2 separate regions of the Homo sapiens genome follow, and region 1 is linked to region 2. A link is a loop called in an ENCODE intact Hi-C map of the cell type or tissue named here. Cell type or tissue: IMR-90. All regions are shown on one strand. Each heading gives the region's core, and the rest is flanking DNA. Links, peaks and the distances in the headings are about the cores only.

The links. Peaks named below come from ENCODE experiments on the same cell type or tissue, not always from the same donor. Only the 100,000 strongest peaks of a DNase experiment are listed, where the experiment ranks them.
Region 1: a loop joins it to region 2, with 4 times the contacts of the local background. A loop is called at or near these places in 7 of 110 quality-filtered maps.

Annotation. Positions count from the first base shown.
Region 1 is chr2:23,398,853-23,409,371 of GRCh38, forward strand. The region is part of intron 1 of KLHL29 (kelch like family member 29); the gene reads left to right. It also overlaps the pseudogene PPIAP61. Among named protein-coding and RNA genes, the nearest start is that of LINC02923, 17 kb to the left of the region's middle. RefSeq lists an enhancer at 5,501-6,082. In IMR-90, for the core only: a CTCF peak has its summit at 5,705 (motif pointing right); a DNase peak (open chromatin) is centred at 5,829; H3K27ac peaks cover 404 bases.
Region 2 is chr2:23,756,294-23,766,812 of GRCh38, forward strand. ATAD2B (ATPase family AAA domain containing 2B) reads right to left here. Exons shown (of 28, transcript NM_017552.4): 23 at 9,213-9,335; 24 at 5,916-6,053; 25 at 1,125-1,808. Among named protein-coding and RNA genes, the nearest start is that of ATAD2B, 170 kb to the right of the region's middle. In IMR-90, for the core only: a CTCF peak has its summit at 4,662 (motif pointing left); a DNase peak (open chromatin) is centred at 4,628; H3K27ac peaks cover 95 bases.

The sequences.
Region 1 (10,519 bases), core at 3,545-8,544, 360 kb before region 2:
TCTACAGGGAGAAATTTGATGATGAGAACTTCATCCTAAAGCATACAGGCCCTGGCATCTTGTCTATGGCAAATGCTGGACCCAACATGAATGGCTCCCAGTTTTTCATCTGCACTGCCAAGACTGAGTGGTTGGATGGCAAGCATGTAGTATTTGGCAAGGTGAAAGAAGGCATGAAGATTATGGAGGCCATGGAGCGCTTTGGGTCCAGGAGTGGCAAGACTAGCAAGAAGATCACCATTGCTGACTGTGGACAACTCCAATAAATTAGACTTGTGTTTTATCTTCACCACTCAGCCATTCCTTTATAGTTCAGGAGAGCATGCCTGCTCCCCATTTGCTCACAGTATCCTAGAATCTTTGTGCTGTCACTGCATTTCCCTTTGGGTTCCATGTTTTCCTTGTTCCCTTCCATGCCTAGCTGGATTGCAGAGTTAAATTTATGATTATGAAATAAAAACTAAATAGCAAAATAGTGTGCATGCACTTAATGCCACTGAACTGTACATTTAAAAATGATTAAAATGGTAAATGTTATGGCATGTATGTTTCATCACAATAAAAAAATAGATTTCCAAACATATTCCAAAGTGATTCTCCTAGTAAATTCTTTTTAAAATTCACCTAGGAAAAAAATGTGTTTTACAATTTAGCAACTCTTCTAGGGCACTTGCCGTGTTACCCGCTCTGTGCTGAGCATTGCATTGCGTTTATTTATTATTATTTTATTTGAGGTGTGATCGTTGAGAAGCAATACAATGAAATCTACAGCCTCAAGTGTTCAGTTCACTGAGTTTCAATAATTGTGAACCTGTGTAACTGCATGATGAACCTGTGTAACTTTCATCACCCCAGAAAGTTCCCTCCTGCCCTCTTCTGGTCAACCCCCATCTTCTTTCCAACCACTTTCTGATGTCAGTCATCATGGGTTTATGCCTGTTCTCGATGTTCTTGTAGACAGAAACTCACAGTGTGCACTCTTGTGTGCCCTGCTGGTCTTGCTCAGCCTGCCGTCTGCTGTTGACCTGTGCTGATGCGTGTCCCTGGAGTTAACTCTACTGCTAACTAGTACTCCATCCCATACAGTTTGTGCATCCATTCTCCTGTGGGTGGACATTGAGATGGCACTGTGGTTTGGAGACCGCTGACAGTGAGTGAAGATGTCAGCTGACCACTGGGGAGTGTCCCGGCAGAGTGAGCTTGCCACACTTCAAGTTTTCGGTGCTGGGGGTTTTGCTTTTTTGGTGACTCAGCACTAGGGACAGGAAGTGGACAGATGGCCTTAACAGGTTGACGTCCCTGAGCTGTGATAGCTGCCACACCCTTCCCCAGCTCCGACGGCCACCTGCAGATGTGATCAGATACCCAAGGGGGCTAGGGTGGAGGTGGAGGAGTAGAGCGGCCCCTGCCCCAGGCAGGGTTTGGGTGGCCTGTCCCCAGCTTGGCCTCTTCCTTTCTGGATTGAAGCCTTGAGGCTGGTTGAGATGCTCTTTAGCCACATTAAAGCCATTAGTCTGGGACTGAAGCACCACAGCTTTTCCATCTTTCCAGTGACTTGGCTCTCTCTGCTGTGACCCATTCTTGGGTGAGTTTGTAGCCTCTGAGTCCAACACTGAGGTCAGTGTCTCCTCATTTCCCCAATGCTGGGCAGTATCTTATCTCATGACATGGTGAGGCCTAATGCAGAGCCATGCAGCTGGGCACCGTGGCTCACACCTGTAATCCTAGCACTTTGGGAGGCCAAGGTGGGAGCGTTGCTTGAAACCAGGAGTTAATAAAGGTCAACTTGGGAAATATAATAGTGAGACCCCATCTCTACAAAAAAAAAAAATGTTAAATTAGCCAGATGTAGTGGTACACGCCTATAGTCCCAGCTACTTGGGAGGCAGGGGCAGAAGGATTAACCTCCTGGTTAAGGGTGCAATGAGCCAAGATTGCACCACTGCGCTCCAGCCTGAGTGCTATAGCAAGATCTTGTCTCTAAGTGGTATGGGAGGGGGAAAGCTACACCTTTGTTGCAAATAGATCTGGGCTCAAACACTAGCTGGCTACCTGGACATGATGCAATCATAGGCAAGTTAATCTCTTGGAGCGTAGCTACCTCATATGATAGCATCAAGAATACCTTTGTTGTCCCATGTCTGCCTTCATAGGCCTGTTGGAGGTGGGAGGGTAATTCCTGCCTTCCAGTAACATGGACAAATTTATCCGTGTGAAAGCCAGTTTCACCTGAGGTCAGTTTCCTCTGCTGCCCCGTTTCTGGGCAGTACCTCATGTCATGACATAGATAATGCAAGTTGAGAGTGTGTGGGTGACAACTTCAACTGTTGCTCTACAGTAGAGACCTGTGGAGACAGGACAGACTGATCAGGGTGGGCTGTGGTCACTGGGGAACCTCATGAAGCAGACAGAATTTGGGGGCCCTCCAAGAGAAAAAGTATTTATGCCGGTTTCCCTCTCTCCATTCAGAAACCGTACTCTATACACCCCCGGTCCCCACCCTAAGTCCACCAGGTCACTGACAGCTAACAATTGACCTTCACCTGGGAGAGGTAAGCTTGCAAGGCCCAGCTTGGACATGCACCTGTGATTTCTAAAGGACTTCTTCTGAATTCATCTCTGAATGAGGTTGGCGGCACTGCTATGGTGTCTGAGCCTATACAGGAGCCGAGGGCTATGTAGTCATCAGAGCCTCAGTTTAGAGGCTCACATGACAGAGACATGGAGTGTGGAGCCCATCTCAGCAAGTCAGGGCCTGACGCGTTATGCCCGCTCACATGTAGGCACAGGAGACCTGGGACAGAGGAAGCGATCTGCTCCTGCCTGAAGTAGTGGGAGGGGCAGGAAGGTGCATTGCTGAGCAGAGGGACTATCTGCTGGTCCAAGGAGCCTCTGTCCGGCTGGACTGAGGCTACCCTCAGCTTCCATCTCTCCTCTTCATTCTCTAGAAGGCTCTGCCAGGTTCAGATCCTGCCTGTCCTTTGCAGCTTTGTAGGGAGCAGTCCCCACATCTCTGAGGATTGCCTGATGCAAGTTCTCGAGGTAACTGCTTCAGGGCTGCGTGGGAGTCCCCAGCTGACTTGACCATGTGCTCCTGTGGAAAATGATCACCTCACCTTTTATTTATATTCTGTTGTTGATTTTCCTCTAAGGATCTAGGCCAGTGCTGGGCACATTTTGCACTTTCAACAGTCGAGGGGCAGAAAAAGAGAATTACCATACCTGAGGCTTGCCAGTCAGGGGCAGAGCCAGAACTGGAATCCCAGCAGCCCAGACGTGGGAAGAGCATCGAGGACCGGCAGGAGGAGGGGATGGGAGGGCCGTCTGGGTGAGGGGTCATCTAAGAGCCCAGTGCTGTTTCACACTGTCCCGGGTGGAAAATGCAAACCCTGTGGATTTTCACCCTCTCAGTGTTGACTATTGTCCTATGGAAATAAGGGTGATTTCCTAAAATGTGTGGCTCAATAAAGGATTCCTTCACCGGGGTGTGAAATGACTGTGCATCTGAATCTGAGCCAGAAAAGATAAACTTTGCTCCATTTTCCCACACACCGGATTAGAATCTTTCCAGGACACTAACCTAGTGTGTGCTTATCTAGGTCCTTGGGCCTAGGGGCCCCTGGTGAAAGCCCAGGCCATGCAATCCGAGTCCCAGCGCCCCCATCCTTCCCCCTCTCTCCCGTGGGTTTGTATCTCCCTGGCATCCCCCAGCAGACTGCTCTGCCCAGCTGTGAACTGAACAGCCTGGCTTGTCTTGGGGCAGAACCTGTCCTCACAGGTGTGTTTGGGCACTGCAGGAGGGTTGGGGAAAAGTGGTGTAAATAACCCTCCTTGCCTTTCTGCTGATGAGAAAACCATGGGAAAAATATAAAACATTTCTATGGATATTGAGAACAAAGTTTCTTCAGTGATTTCACTGTAAGTTTGGTTATTTGAGAGAATAGTTTTTAATTAATAAGGAAACTTAATTAATACATGTGTGTCCCTGATTTCTTATATATGTGTGTGTATATATATGTACATATACATATGTATCCCTGATTTCTTTAAATCTATGTATGTGTATATATCTTATATATCATATATAATCTTATATGTGTATGTATATATATCTTATATGTATATATACATATAGTTTTCACTGTAGACGTACTATACTATATATATAGTGTACACTATAATGTCAAGTATATGAAAACAAAGAACATAGATAAAAAGGCTGAAAATGTGCCATAATATTAACAGTGGTCATCTTTCTACCATAACATTTTCTGGTTTTTAAAATAATAAGCGTATTTTTCATATTGGGAAAGATAAAAATTTACCTAACAAGGCAAAAGAATTAACTATCATAGGAAAGTTAATTTTGCCATGCCCGTCCCCATCCCATAGTGAGCAGTATGTGTTTACGTCCATGCTGACATTAAGACTGATGAAAACAGAAAAAGGACAGGCCGCCATGTAGAAGAAATTTTTAAACTACCAGTTTTTAAAATGGGAAAGGAACCAAATGGTTTTGTATAATCCCATATAAAAATGTCCCTCATAATGAATCTCAGACTCACCTTAAAGGAATAATTCTCAGGATTCTCTTCCATGCTGGGGCTCCAGTAAGAGTCAAGATTTGGGGCTTTCTTAAAGCAGGCTTCAAACCTTAAAAGCATACCTTATTGAATGCCAGTGCCAGCATTCTCAAATAACTGTGCCCCCAAGTGGTCACATGTACCTGTAAATTACATGCAGCAAAAAGGTGCAATTAACCAGGTCCTGGACTGCAGAGTTTGCAATTTATTAATAATAATGATGATGAAAACAATAATACATCCAAAAGAGAAAAGAAAGGGGAAGATGAAACCCAAAGAGAGAGAGAGAGAGTGTGTGTGTGTGTGTGTGTGTGTGTGTGTGTGTGTGTGCAGGCGCAAAAGACAGGGAAGAATTTTCTCAGTGTTTATTTTTGCCATGCCTCTCCCAGAAAAAGAGCGTGTGTGCGTGTGTGTGCATATGTGTTTGCATTTGAGGAGGGAGGCCTGGCCAGAAGAGGTGGGGGGTAGCTGTGGGCAGAGCCCTCCCAAGAATTCTGGAGACTTTGCATCCTTTCTCAGGAGCAATCCTCGATGCCTTTGACTGCCTACTTCTCTGCAGCGGTGGTTCCATGATAGTCTCCTTGGCAGCCTGCCAGAGGCTGTAAGTGTACAGAGAATTGTGTTTTAATAGAAGGCTTTACCTCTGATACAGATTTAAAATGAGGAAGAAACTTTCTGTTCCTCAGCCAGAACGAAATGCGTTTTGCTTCCTGTGAAATGCTGGTGATTACAAGCTCATCTTACATAATTTTATTATTTTCAATTGCTGCCCGTCAATCTCAGGTGATGGTTCCCTGGGAGCAGAAAAAGAGGCAGATTCTGGGCGATGACTATTAAAAAAAAAATCACTCAGTCATTAGCAAATCGTACAAAAATTTAGAAAGGAGAATAATTATCTTTGTGATGATGCTGTTTAAGATAATCAGAACTTGCATTGCTAAGTTAGACACGCCGAAGTGAATTGAGGACTGTTTAATGGCCTCTTAGAAAATGTATTTTTGCTTTAACAAAGCATTGATGTTTGAGATTTAAAAAAAAGAAATCCTTTAAATCTCGTGAAGGAATTCTCTGGAATAACCACATTTTCAGAAATCCGTGACATGATCGAGGTGGTCCACTGTCACGCCCACAAGAGGGCATTTTCTCATCAACTACTGTAAAAACGATTTGTTTTCTAAAGGGAAGCTGAGAGGCCTGGGGGAAGGAGAGTGTTCTGCAGAGCAGGAAGTGGAGAGCTGCTTGCAATTGAGTTGTATGTATGCTTCCACTTAATACGTCCTGCCGAGCCTGTAAGCCAACACTTCCGGCCAGGAATCTGCCCTCTGTGTTTACCTACTCTCTTTTTATGTCTTATTCCCAGAATGACTGGGGACCAAAGGAATCCTTTGCAGGAGTTTTCTCCAGACAGACAGTTCCACATGCTAGTATATTGTCGACCCCATCCATAACTTCCATGAAACTTGAATCTCATATTTTAAGACACCTTCTCTAGGTCCAAGTTCTTTCCTTTATGTATGTTACACATATTTGTTGAGTACCTACTGTGTGTCAGCTTGAGCCAGACTCAGATCCTGTCCTCGTGGAACACACATCCTCCACAGGAAGACTTGGCATAAAAAAGGAGAACAAATACTGGAGTATGATTTAGATAATTATAAATGTTATAAGGAAAAATAACTGGGATAAGGAAAGGTAGCTATTTTAATTGGATAATTAGGCATACTTCTCTCATGCATAACAAATATTCTAATTTTGTTCAATCCATACCAATATTGTTTGGATTATAAAGGTAATACCTTTTTTTCAACTCCATTTTTTCTAAAAAAGTTAGTTATATTGTTTATTATTTTACGGACCATGAAACATGATGGAAACCGGGGAATTGAGATGTGGCCAGTTGTTAGTTTGTAAAATGACATTTAAAAATTACCATCTACTCATCACCTCATCATTTGACAAAACAATGCATGTTTTAACACCAAAAAGTAGGAAAGATGTAATCCCTGAATAGAGGGCAGTTGAATACGTTTAGTGTTTTGGAAAATTTGCTGCATTATCTGAGGTTTTCTCCTTTTCCATGGCCTATGAGAACTTCATCAGGGACTGGTTCTGGTCAGGGGCTGGCATCCAGTTCCACAGATCCTGCTGATGACATTGTCCATGCCTTCCCCAACCATGAGGACCAACAATGTTGGCACCAGTTCTGCAAGCTCAGCTCCCAACCACAACACACAAGACTCGAGCAGGAGATGGTTTGCTCCCCATCCTAGGGGTTCTAGGATACTTGGTAAGGAGCTCAGCCCAAGAGCTACAATGCCGTTGTGAGAGTTTCTGAAGCCAGGAGTCAAGGCTTTACTTTGAGCACATGGTTTTGGAGGTCAAGCAGAATGGGCTGGGCAAATCCAGGAAGGCTTCATGGGGGAAATGAATTTTGAACTTGGCCTTAAAGGATGGGTAGGTGTAAGGAAGAGGGTTGTAGGATTATAGTGGGTGATATACACATTTTTGAAAGTTAATGTGGAACAGGTTTTGGTAGTAAAAGGCAACATCCATTGTGTAAAATGTTCAGGTATAACAACAAAGTAATAATCTCTAATAAATATATTGTCTAGGCTGAGCGTGGTGGCTCACGCCTGTACTCCTACCACTTTGGGAGGCCAAGGCAGGCGGATCATTTGAGGTCAGAAGTTCGATACCAGCCTGACCAACATGATGAAACCCCGTCTCTACTAAAATACAAAAATTAATCGGGCATGGTGGCGGGCACCTGTGATCTCAGCTACTCGGGAGGCTGAGGCAGGAGAATCACTTGAACCCAGGAGGCAGAGGTTGCAGTGAGCCAAGATCACACCACTGCACTCCAGCCTGGGCGACAAAGCAAGACTCCATCTCAAAAAAAAAAAAAAAAGAAAAGAAAACACACATATTATCTAGAGATGATTGTTAATATTTTATCATATTGTCCTCCAGTCTTTTGCTTTGCATTTTCACATTAGTTGGGACCATGTTGCACATGAAATTTTGCATCTTGCTTTTTTACTTTAGTATACAACACACATTGCCTCATGTAATTGAAAATTACTCTTAAACATCACTTCCGGATGGCTTCATTTATCCCATCCTGCCTGCATGCCATTCCCATCAGATGTATTTTTTTTCCTACTGTAACTCTCTGGTGGATAGTTCTTTTTATATCATTTTGGTTCACAATTTCGGTATCACACACATCTGCCAAGGTCCAGCTCTGAGGGTAATATTGAGCCTGTCACAATATCCACCCTGGTCTCTATCTGTGCATGTCAAGTGAAGATAATATACCAACCTCATGGGGTAGATATGAGACTTATGTGAGATCATGTTTGCATAGAGTTCTAGAAATAGAATTACCAAGGTTTGATCTCTTTAAAATTATGTAACTTTTCAATTATAAAAGTAATGTTCTTTATGGAAAATTTTAACAAAAGAAAAACCATGCAAATTTCATCACCCAGAGATAAAAAAACAATTAACATTTTAGAATCTATTATTTGTCACTTTGTAGCAGAATTGGGATCGTACTATATATATCATTTTCTTTCCTGCTTTTTTTCCTCTTAACCTTGCATTGCTTCTCCCTTGTCATTATTCATTTGGAAACAATCTTAAAAGACCATGTTTCATTATATTCTGTTATATTAATGTGTCTTATTTAACTGTTTCCTTTTTGCCATTTAGATAATTCAGTAATTTGCTACTATAAATAACGTTGCAATGAAATACTGATGAACAAATCTGTGGACATTTTGGGTTACTTCTTTAGGATTAATTCCTGGAACTGTATTTACCAAGTCAGAGGTGGAGCAGCATGTGAATACTCACTTTACCCTATTCTATCCTATTATAATTTTTTTTTAATCTTAGTCTGTTAGGTAGGTGAGTAATGGTATCTCGTGGTCTCGGTTGCGTTTCCTTGATTACCAGTGGGTTGGAGCATTTGTTTCTGTGTATTGACGTACCTGTCCTCTGTTTGTCCTTCTATTTATATTCATCTTTTTTCTTATTGATTTTTAAGAGCTCTTTATGCATAAGAGGATATTAACCTTTTGGTATAATGTTGGAAATATTTTTTCAGTTTGTCATTTGAATTCTAAATTCATTTATGGTTTCTCGGTTGTATAGATGCCTTTACTTTGCTTATACGAATCATCAACGTTTTTGTTGTTCAGTGTTTCCTCTTGTTTTTAGGCTTAGAAAGCCCTTCCCCATCCTGGCTTTGGATATCTGCGCAGTTGCATTTTCTTCTAATTGTTTTGCAATTCATTTTGCAAATTCAACTTTTTATCAGGTTTTCTCATTTTGCTATAAAATATGATCGGAATTTAACTTTTTCTTAATAGTCATTTAATTCTTCCATTTGCGTTTAGTGAATGATCTTTCTGTCCTCCCTGATTTGAAATGCTACCTCTCATACATTAAATTCTTTGTTGGGTTTTTTGTTGTTGTTGTTGTTGTTGTTTTGAGACGGAGTTTCTTGTCATCCAGGCTGGAGTGCATTGGTGCGATCTTGACTCACTGCAACTCCACCTCCCGGTTCAAGTGATTCTCCTGCCTCGGCCTCCTGATAACATTAAATTCTTGTATAGACTAGAGGGTGTTTCCAGGCTGTTTATTCTGTTTCATTCAAACTTAGTTCTATACCACACTGTTTCAAATGCTGAAGTTTTCATTTTGTGTTTTAAAATCTGGTAGTACAAATCATCTTCATTATTATTATTTCCCAAAATATTTTTGGCTACTATGTCTGACATATCTTGTATAGCCCAGAGGAAATTTAGAAGCATTTCACGCTAAAAAAAAAAAAAAAAAAAAAAAAAAAAAAAAAAAAAATTGAGTTTTTTTTTTACATGATAGCCATATGAATTCGATGAGATCCGTAAATTGATTTATAAAGAATTGACATTTGGACTACATTATTGAGTCTTCTCATTCAGGAATGTGCTATTCCATTTACTCTTGCTCTCTCTGTGTTTATTTGAGTTTACTTCCATATCTCTCTGTAAACATTTGTGGCTTTCTTCATGTGAGCTCTGTGCTGCTCTTAGAAACTTCATTCCTATATGTTACATATACATAGAGTGAGATCGTTCTGTCCCAACATATTTGCTAATGAGTTATTACTGGCAAATAAAAAAGCTGTTAATGTTTGTACATTGATTTTGTATCTTGCTGGGTTACTGAACTTTCTGATGGATGGAACTCTTTTTAAGGCCTTCAAACATGTTGAATATTGTACTAAAAGATTGTCTGTATACCCAGGGATGTCTGGGAGAGCTTGTATTATCATTTTTAAGAAGCTTTTCTAATTTGAAGGAAAACGGCCTCTCGTTGTGTCTTCACATTGAAGTTTCTTTGTGACTCTAATCCCGAGTCCTGGTAGCATCATGTATTTGGGGCATACGGTGTTCGTGTGCAATAATCCCTCCTTGTAGGCCTCCCCTGAAGCAACAGACAACCATGACAGCTCTGATGAGCACCTTTCAGATAGGAGTTTGGGGTTCACAGCTCTGCCTTGTTGGGGGGTGTGTGAGGGGCTAATCATAAAGAATAATTTGGGAGCTAGTTCTGGACACACGTTCCCAGACTGATTGGGTAGAGCCTGTTGTTGTTGAGCTTGGGTTTAAATTCATTCACAGCCAGACAAACGTGAGTATGAAGAACCAGTCAGACATCACTTTCCCCATTGGTGATCCCTGAAGGACTTTCCATTCGCAGCACAAAGATAACCCCTTGAAGAGAGCAAAGAAGAAGAGAAAGGCTGACCAGAAATATGACCGTAATATCTAGGCACTTCACTCTCCGCAGCTGTACTGAGCTCACATTATATTGTCATCTTCTCCAGATTAAGGCCTTCTATCAGTTATGGGAAAGGCAAGGATTTCTCCTACCCTGATTCTTCC
Region 2 (10,519 bases), core at 2,400-7,399:
AGAACAGTAAATTTCTCTTTATCCATTAAAGGAATTCTTAGACTTTGAATAATATTTTCCTGCTTCCTAACTCTGCTAAAGGACTTAAAATACTGGCAGAAAAAAAAAAAATTTTCCCACATAGCCCAAATCCCAGGCTGAAGCTGTGTTCTCCACTCCACACAATTTAGAGAAAATAATATAATTTTAGGATAGCCTCCTATAAGAGTACCTATCCAGGAAGGAAATGTATATTGAGCAGGGTAGATATCAACTCATCCCAGACCCTGCTATGGGCTAAAGAATAATGATAAAGACAGGCTAGAAACCCTTAACTCCCTCTTTCTGCTGCTTCTTAAATGAATCATGTAGCCATAAGAAGTCAGAAGCTGGGAGAGTACTCTGATTCCCTGAGAACAAGGTAAACTTGACAATGATTGCTCTGCTTCTTTCCCCCACTATTGGACTTATAAAGCAATGAAGGCTTTTAGACTGAACAGCCCTTGGATTCAATTAACAATGACTTCCTGGAATGAATATACCTTAGTATGTGCCAGTTACCACGAGAGGCAATTAAAATACACGACTTATTTAATCCTTGCAACACCATTCTGAAGTTGAATTTCCTAGATGAATAAATAGGCTTGGAGAGTGTAAATAATGAGCTGAAAGTCACATGATTATAATGAACAAGAGTGGTAATTTAATCTAGGTCTATATTACTCTTCCGAATATATCATACTGCTATTATCACTAAGTCTTCTCTGCCCACACCCAGCCCATGCCAATAATTCTTCTTGGAATTCCATCTTCTTAACACCTGTGGATTTACTCAGCTTTCAGTCATAAATCCCTGAGGCTAGGGGTGATAATCAGGCAGGAGGCAGAAGAGTAAGCGGCCAGTAAAGCAATGCACTCGAAACGATACACCCTCTGAAACTTAAAGCAAAATTTGGTGCATGCCTCTGTGTGTGTGTGTACGTGCACACATGTGTGCTTTTCTAGAGAATAGGATGAAAACTTTAACATATTCTCAGAGGGGTATAATTATTCATCAACTATTACTACTGGGAACCAGATAAAATACACAACGAATTAACTCTGGAGTTTAAACCTTCAGAAGATTTTTCAAATATTAGCTCTACCTTCTTTATCCAGTTCTGCATCTTTAACCTCCACATCAGAGCCAGGTTCTAACTTCTCATTATTGCTACATTCCAGTGCCTCTAGTTTCTCAAGATCATCTCCATGATTTTCAGTCGAAGTTTCTGGTTTTTCTTTTGACTGGTCCTCCAGAAGAATCTTTTGTTCAGAACTACATTTATCTCCACTATCACAGAAAGAAACTACTTCAAGCTTGCCATTCTGACATTCCAGAACTGGTATTCCTTCAAAACTGTCAGTGGAAGCCTCACCATTTAGACAATTTCCTTTAAGGAAAGTCTCTTTCCTGGAGGTCTGCTCCGGGTTTAAGGAACTGCTGCTGTTGACCAGTAGAGATTCATTTGAACTTTCCTCCTCAGTAGATGCAAAGTTCTCTTTTGTGCCTGCTCCATTGTTAAGCCTCTGCCCCTGGTCCAAGTCCATGATGTCACAGGATGATTCATCATTGGTCATAGATAAGTCTCCAGTCTCTTCTCCATTTTCCTCATGGCAGTCAGTGCTTACCTCAAACTCTCCATTCTCTAATAATTTCCTGTCCTCCGTATGGTTCTCATAGTCTGCAAATTTGGTGTCTTCTTCATCTTTTTTTAAATTATTAACTTTCCTTTTCTTAATAATTCCTTTACCCCACTGTGATCTCCGCCTTGATTTTCTCCGAACCCGAACTGTTTTACAAGGAAGGAAAAAAGATATGTAGAACTTGGAATGCAATACCAATTTTACATATGTTTATTAAACAGGACCCAAAAGAAAGTAAACCCATGCTGATGTAACACACAAAAACTACTTAGCTCTTGACATTCATGCTGACTAATCCTTGCAACCTACAAATGGAATGGATATGAAGTCAGGGATGAACTCTGCAGAATAAAACATTTTTTAATGTATTTCCTGTATGAGTTTATTCAGCACTAATCTTTTCTACTATCCTAGATCCTACTTTACTACTGTTCCTAATTTTCAACATCCAAAAGCCACGCATATAATATACACATTTAAAGAATGACCACATTACCAGGCTGCCAGAAAGTTTGGGGCCAAAGCCCTGGATTTCCACCAGGAAGGTGGATGTTTTACTAGCAAAAGGTAGCTCCTAAATCATGAAAGAAAATAAAGACATGATTCAATATAGCATAACAGAACAGTTAAGGGTATCCTCACAAAGAAACCTCTCCTTCCAGAAAAAGGAATCACCCAAAGTTAAGTATGACCATGGATAGATGCCTTATGAAGGTTATTTGGACAATTTGGTGAGCCAACTGTTAATCTCTTCTAGCACAAACAGTTCACCCAGCAGCATCAATTTCTTGCAAAGTTATTTGAGAATATGTAGGAAAACTAAGCCCTCTGCTATCAAGGCAACAACAACAACATAAACAAAACACTGAAAATAAATACTTGGTCACTTATGTGAAAAGGGAGGCCTACAAAAGTTGTAAGGACTATACTCTTAGATGCTAGAAACTATCATGAGCTTTATGAGTAGGCAGCTAGGGCCTCTAGGTATTAATGGACCCTGGAATTTTTAATTTCTCACATATGTATCAAATTGAGGTAGATGGTTAAGCAAGTCTACCTCATTGTCCCTTAAATAAACAAAAAGTTAACTTTTATAATTTGGGACACTTGCATAATACAGTTAAGTGTTCTTCAGAACACTTAAATACAAAAATTATTAAAGCAAACCACTTATGCTAGAGCTGAATCACTTCTGGTATCTAACCCCAAATTCTAAATACTAGTTTGTTGAAAGTATCAGAATAAAAATATTCATTTTTTCTGTGGTTATGAACATAATAATTTTAACTTAAAAAAAGACAATATATATGTTTAATACATCAAAGCTGAAAAGCTTCCTGGGCAAAGATATTTTTTAAAGAAAATATAAATATGAAATCACTAACTGTAGGCTGTTTAATCTGTAGTTTAAAAATTGCTTTATAGAGACAGAAAGGAATATGGTCTTTTAATGACAACCCTTGTTTCTTATATTCACACTGCTTAATATGAATTTAGAATCTATCAACAGTGTAGTGTATTTACATACTTATTTAATCCTTTCATCTTTAATTCCTGCTGCATCTCTGTAAATTCACAAGAAATAGATAAATTTAGTTATAAATATTACTCTTCTTTCTTACCTAAGAATATATCTCCTAAAGGTTTCTGAAATCATCTCCAAAATTCAGGTTATTGAGTCATTTGGCTCAACATGTATTTTTCCTTCAAAACTGTAATCCTGTTAGCACTAACTCTTCATTCTTTTCCCCTATTAATTTCTATTTATATAATTTAAAGTTACAGGGTAATTAGCATAGAGAAGAAAATTTCTGTATTAATCTACTGTTAAAATCTGGTACACAGGCTCAGGTGATGGGCATTTGTAAACATCCCATTAGCTATAAGAAAAACTAATCTAGTCCATATAAAAAATAAAAAGCATTCAGCTTGCTCTGACTCTGCAAGTTAGCGCTATTAGGCTTTTACTACCTGACAGGCCATTCCTGACACCATAACCTCTCTTATTCTGCAACCATGTAACTGAAAGTACAATAGGTTCCCTTTTTCTTTCCTAAGCCATGAAACTAGAGCAAAATGAAGCTGAACTCTGCTCAATCAGGAGTCACCTCAACTACCTGACATGCAGTACATAAGCAAAGGCTGGGAGCCCTGCTGAAGCAAGTTACTGCAGGATAGACCTGGCTAATACGGTAAGAGAAAATGGTCTTAATCTTTGGGAAGTAGGACTGGAGGTATTTTTCTCTTCCTTATATAATTATTTCTAATGGTTGGTATAATTTTGGCAAAATAAGAGAAACAGACCACATTAGCTCCACAAGAAGAGATTTTTGTTTTAGTCACTGATGTATCTTCACAGTACCTGGCATGTGGCAAGAGTATATATTAGTATTTGTGGACCTAATGCTTAATATACCATTTCCAGCTAGGCATGGTGGCTCACACCTGTACTTCCAGCACTTTGGGAGGCCGAGGCTGACGGATCACTTGAAGTCAGGAGTTCGAGACCTACCTGACCAACATGGTAAAACCCCATCTCTACTAAAAATACAAAAAAATGAGCCAGGTGTGCTGGCAGGCGCCTGTCGTCCCAGTAGCTTGGGAAGCTGAGGTGGGAGAATTGCTTGAACCTGAGGAGGCGGAGGTTGCAGCGAGCCAAGACTGAGCCACTGCACTCCAGCCTGGGCAACAGAGAGAGACTCTGTCTCAAGAAAAAAAAAAAAAATAAATAAATTTATATATATACACACACACACACACACACACACACACACATATACACACACACACACACATACACACACACACACACACACCACTTCCTTCATCGGGGTGCTCTGTGTGAAAAGTCCATTTAGAGACACGATCTTTAGAGTCAATTTTTATAGCATCACTGAGTTTGTTTCCAAAACTAAGGCCTTAGGAAAGCAACTACGCCTTAGGGACATTCAGATTTCTTATTTAAGTTAATGTAAAACAGAAAAATTATGGGTCGCATATGCCATCTACTGGTAAGAGAAAACAAAACTCATATTTGTAGATTCAAAAAGTTTTTAAAATATTTAAAGGCACTTAAAACTTCTTCAAGTGAATAGTCAATGTATTTTCATTCATAAATATTTGTAGCAGATGCATAGAATGTAAAGAATTTCAAAGTTTAAATTAGAGTACTACATTACACAATCCAAGTCATGATCTGAAATACAACTAGGCCAAATAGGCTTAATCAGTTTCACGGCATCATCGAGTCCTTTCTCAAACTTTCTCATATACAAATGCCACTTACCAAAAGGGGACAAGCTTTAAAAAGGTGGGTATAGTTTATTCATTCAAATTCAATGCCACTGGTGAAACAACATATTATAGCTAGCTTTACTGACAAAGTAGTTCAGGTTGAGTATCCAAAATCCAACACTTTTTGAGCACTGACATGTCGTTCAAAGTAACTGCTCGTTGGAGCATTTCAGATATCTGATTTTTGGATTAGGGATGCAGAACCAGTAAGTACAATGCAAATATTCCAAAATCCAAAAAAAATCCAAAATCCAAAACACTTCTGGGTCCCAAGCATTTTGGATAAGGGATACTTAACCTGGATTATCACCTTTATACCAGAAAAACAGCATGTATCTTCCAAGGAAGGCTATCTTTAGTGAAACAGAAGAACTCTATTAGAAAGACGCAGTGTTTATTAACATTTGACTTTTGGAAATGTTATAGATCAACATGAATGAGTACAAAAAAACTCCCAATTTTCCCTTTAAATACATCTCACAAAAACTACAAAGAAAAGAAGGCTGTGCCAATTTTTCAAACTGAACACAAAATAGTCTCTCAGAAAAATCAACTTCCTGTTGCCAGATCAGACACACCCACATGCGGGAGTGTCCATTTCCCACCCTAAAGAGAACATCCTGCATAGTGTACAAGGAGTGGAGGATAAGGACAGGGGCATATAAAAATTCTACTGGCTCCACATGGCTATCCAAAAACCAAAGTTTAAAACTGAAAATATTCAAGCCTAGTTCAATTGTCATAGCAAATAATATTGAATAGGGATAGAAAATAACAAATAAAGTTAAAGAAATATATTTCTGATTCAGCATTTACCTCACAAGCTCTTCTTCACCTCTGAAAAGAGATTAAAAGAGCTATGGGAAAAGAGCGGCACTTTGTTTTGTACCCAATTCCTAACATATCTACATCATTCTCAGTTGTTCTCACTACTGGATAACATGAGCTGAAATACTCACATGCACATTTATTTGCAGAGTTGTGCCACACATCCATTGGATTTCTTTGTTTGTGCCGAAATGCCTCTTCGACTCTAGTTTCTGTCTTCCGAGCTCCAGTACTATGAGGATTTATTTGTTCTGATGTTACTGATAAGCCTGCAAGCAGAAGATAAGCAATACCTCTTTAAATATTCCCAGCTACATAAACCAAAAGGTTTTTAAAAAAATCTCAAATACAAAACTGAGTTTTAAAGTCATTAATTATACTAGGGCAGTTTGCAGTTCCAATGAAAGCAGTGTCTTTTGTTTTAAGATGGGTAAGAAACTTAGATATAAAATCATAAAAATAAAACAATCTGGCAGGCCATGTTTACACTTAATCCCCAAAGGGGCCCTATTTTTATTCATTTTAATTCACAAAGAGGCACATTTTACATTATTATGACTGTGGAACAATAAGATTATATATTATCCAAAAATAATGACCTCTGCCATCTTAGAATGTACAACAGTCTACTGGGCTACTAAACCCCATTCCCGTGAACTGTTTCAAAATGCTATTTGCTTCCTGTCGCACCACACTGCAGTCAGTTTGGTTGTCCTGCATTATATTCCTAAGACTAATCATTCTATCTTAATTTTCTTCACTAGAGATTTATTTCTTCTATGTGGTCCTTAAGTTGGTTTTTCTCCAGGTTCTCTCTGTAACCACTTTTCTTCTTACTCTAATCTACACATTCCCCAGCGAAGTATCATTGTGTTCAGGTTCAATTACTATTATATAATAATTCTCAAATCTGTATCTTTAGCCCAAACATCTCTGATCCAGATATACAACTTCTGATCCATATATACAACTCCTTACTTCATATCTCCAACTGAATTTCCTAAAGATAGATCAAATTAAAGATAACTGGTTTATCTTTCCCTACAAAACAAAACAGTTTGTTCTTATAGATTCCCTATCTAGATTGGGAGTATTAGTATCTACTAAGTCACTCAACCAGTAATATGGCAGCCAGTTTTTATTCTTCCTTCACTTCACAGTGCTCTCCATCCCTGCGGCTACATCTCACTTATATTAATCTCTTCTAACTCCCTTCCTACTTCATTAATTAAAACCCTGGACTACTCCAACAGGTTTTTGTTCCCCAACAGCTTTACTGAGATACAATTTATATAACATAAAAATCACCTGTTTTAAGTGTACAATAAATAGTTTTTAGTAGATGTATAGAATTGTAAAATCACCACAGCAATCCAATTTTGGATAACTGTCCCAGGCAATGACTACTCCACTTTTTGTCTCTATAGACTTGCCTTTTCTGGACATTTTATATAAAAGAAATCATACAATATGTAGTCTTCTGGGTCTGGCTATTTTTACTTAGCATAATGTTTTGGGGTTTTTTTTGTTGAGACAACATCTTGCTCTGTCACCCAGGGTGGACTGCAGTGGCATGAACATGGCTCACTGCAGCCTCAACCTTCTGGGCTCAAGCAATCCTCCCAACTCGGCCTTCCAAATGGCTGGGATCACAAGTGTACACCACCACGCCTAGCTAATATTTCTCACTTTTTTGTAGAGATGGTATCTTGCCATGTTGCCCAGGCTGGTCTCAAACTCCTGGGCTCAAGCGATCCTCCAACCTCTGCCACCCAAAATGCTGGGATTACAGGCGTGAGCCACCATGTTCAGCCAGCATGTTTTTGAAGTTCGTCCATGTTGTACTGTGTAACAGTACTTTGTTCCCTTTTATTACTAAGTAGTATGCGCTTGTATGGGTATCCTATGTTTTCTTTACCAATTCACCAGCTGACAGACATCTGGGTTGTTTCCAGTTTGTGGTTATTATAAACAATGCTCCTATGAACATACAAATGTTTATGTGGACATATATTTTCATTTTTCTTGGGTAGATTCCTAAGAGTAGAATCACTGGGTCATACAGTAAATCCATGTTTAATTTTTTAGAAATTGCCAAACCATTTTCAAATGGGCTCCAACAGCTTTTAAACTGATCTTTCATCTTCCTACCCTGGCACATTGAAACCATGTTACTTCTTCCCGCCAAGGCAATTCGACCAATTCATTTCACTGCTTAAAATCCTTCAATGATTTCTATTGCCTATGGCTATCAAACTTTAGTGTACATAAAAACTCTTGGATAGTTTGTTCAAATAAAGATTTCTTGGCCTTAATATTCTCAGAGAATCTAATTCATAGGTCTAAGCTGAAGTGGGTAATAGGCAGACATTTTTGAAAACACTGATCTACAAGATAAATCACAAGCTCCTTAGCATGGCATTGATTTACTCAAATATTTACCGAAAACCTGTTTTATACCAGATGGGGTTCTAGGGACTGGAGCAGAGATATAAACAAGACATTCAAAGTGCTGATATCCTAAATAAGGAGGACACGATCAAAAAACAAATAATATAATGCCAAATGCTACCAAAGCCTCTATCAGATTAGGTGGTCAGGGAAGAGCTCTCTAAAAAGGTAGAAGAAAAGTTTCTTCATAATTTTTGTGTCCTAGACCCCGCACCTCTTGAGCCCTATTTCCAGCATTCTGTATTTCTTTAGCAATACCAGTTTAACACACCTCTGTGCCTTTACATATGCTATTGTTTTCTCTGTGTGCAATACACCTCCTCCTCCTCTATCACTGCCTCCCTAGTCCATTAGAGAGAACACTTCTATATTCACTCCTTACTCTGATCAAAATGCTGGGTTCCCTACTGGGAGGTCTCATCTCTGTGCTCTGAACATGCTTCAACCAGTGCATACACCACACTGTACTTGATTGGTTTTACATTTCTCTCTCTCCTACTAAAATGTGAGTTCCTCAAGGACAAGATTATAAACTGAATTGACAAACCACAATTGCTAATTCTGTGTTTCTAATAACAAAATTGCATATAAATTTCACTAGGGTGGGAAAAACAGTATACCTAAACATGTTTTTAAAGTACCAGAAAGTAAACTGATGAAAAATAAAACCTTTTCATATCTAATATCTAAATCCATTTAGAAATCAATTCTTAAAAAAGATATACTCCTACAAAACAAATTTCAATAAGAAACACTTTATTTCTGTAATACACACTATCACACTAAAACTTTCACAGTAGGTAAAGTTGTAAAATATCTTTGAGAATTTACATAACACATTAGTATCAGAAATTAAATAAATACATTAAATACATTACTTTCATAATACCAGCAATCCTAAAGAAACAGCGTTCAAGTACTCTTGGCCTGAACAGAGCACACTAGGCTTCAGTACCAAGTTTATTTCTACAACTTACCTCTTTTTATTCTTGCTTCCTTAATTTCCTCACAAAGTTTATTAAATTCTGGATCTAATTCAGCTGCAATGATAGCATGTGCAGTGTCCTTCAGGGTACAAGCCCTGTGCCTAATTATTTTATCTGTTAAAAAAGTTGGTATATATTTATTATAGAAACAAATAAAATAACATTAACAAAGGACATCTTAAAAAGTAAAAGAATACAAACAAAATTATAAAAAGCATTGCTAGGTGAGAAAAAGTTTATTTAAAGTATGGGTAAAAAAATAAATATACTAAGCTACTCAGTCAAGTTAGTAATTCTCTGAAAATTATACTTTAAGAACCTCAAAGGACTAAACCTATTACCATTTCTGAAGCAGTCTGGAGAATTACAAGAAAAAGATACATGGTTTCAAATTTCTGAAAACAGAAATATGTGATTTTCAGTAAAAATTTAAAAAGTATTTAGAGGATATTCACCAAATGCCCAGCCCCAGAGTTGTCAGAGATTAATATTAGGAATTCAAAAAAATCTTAAATTTCTCCTAAGTTGACATTGGTCAAAACTATGCTAAAGAATACAATATATTTTAAAGGTGACTTATTTTTTTTTAAATGTGACAAAAACAGAGAAATACAGAAAGACTTTCTAAGCTAAAGGGCACAAGATGGTGTATACATTGTAGGTAGATCCAGGAGAGAAGCATAAACATGGTTCCAGGTAAACTATGCCTAAAAATGGTACTAAAAGAGGAGCCTCTGCTTCACACTAATCCAGAAGTTCCCATTCATAAACAATACAATATAAACAGTGCCCCCTAGATCTGTGCAACTCAGAAATATGAAAAGGCAAGTAATATATCAAGGTAACTAATATTCTAACAGTATCAAGAGCAAGAATCCAGAGTTGCAAAACAACATTTGCTTTTTCCTCTCTAGTAAGGGCAAACAGTATAGACAAAGTTACAGAGACACTTTATAACTTTTCTGATTTGAAAGTTATTATGGCTCATTGTGGTAATCTTACAAAACCAAACATGCACCACTCAAAGGCACCACTGATATTTACTTCCAACACATTTTCTCTAAACATTCACTCAACAAATGTTGTCGACTGCACCAGGGAAAGCTGGATGGTGGCCACCCACAGCAGTGAACAAAACATACATGATATCAACTTTCAAGGACTTTTTCAGACCACTACAGGAACAAATCATCTCTCATACATCCAAATTAACACCTCCTCCCTCCAAAAAAGAAAAAACCCAAAAGCAAAACACCCTGAAAAACAGCTATGAAGAAAACCTACAGGGTACTGGTGTG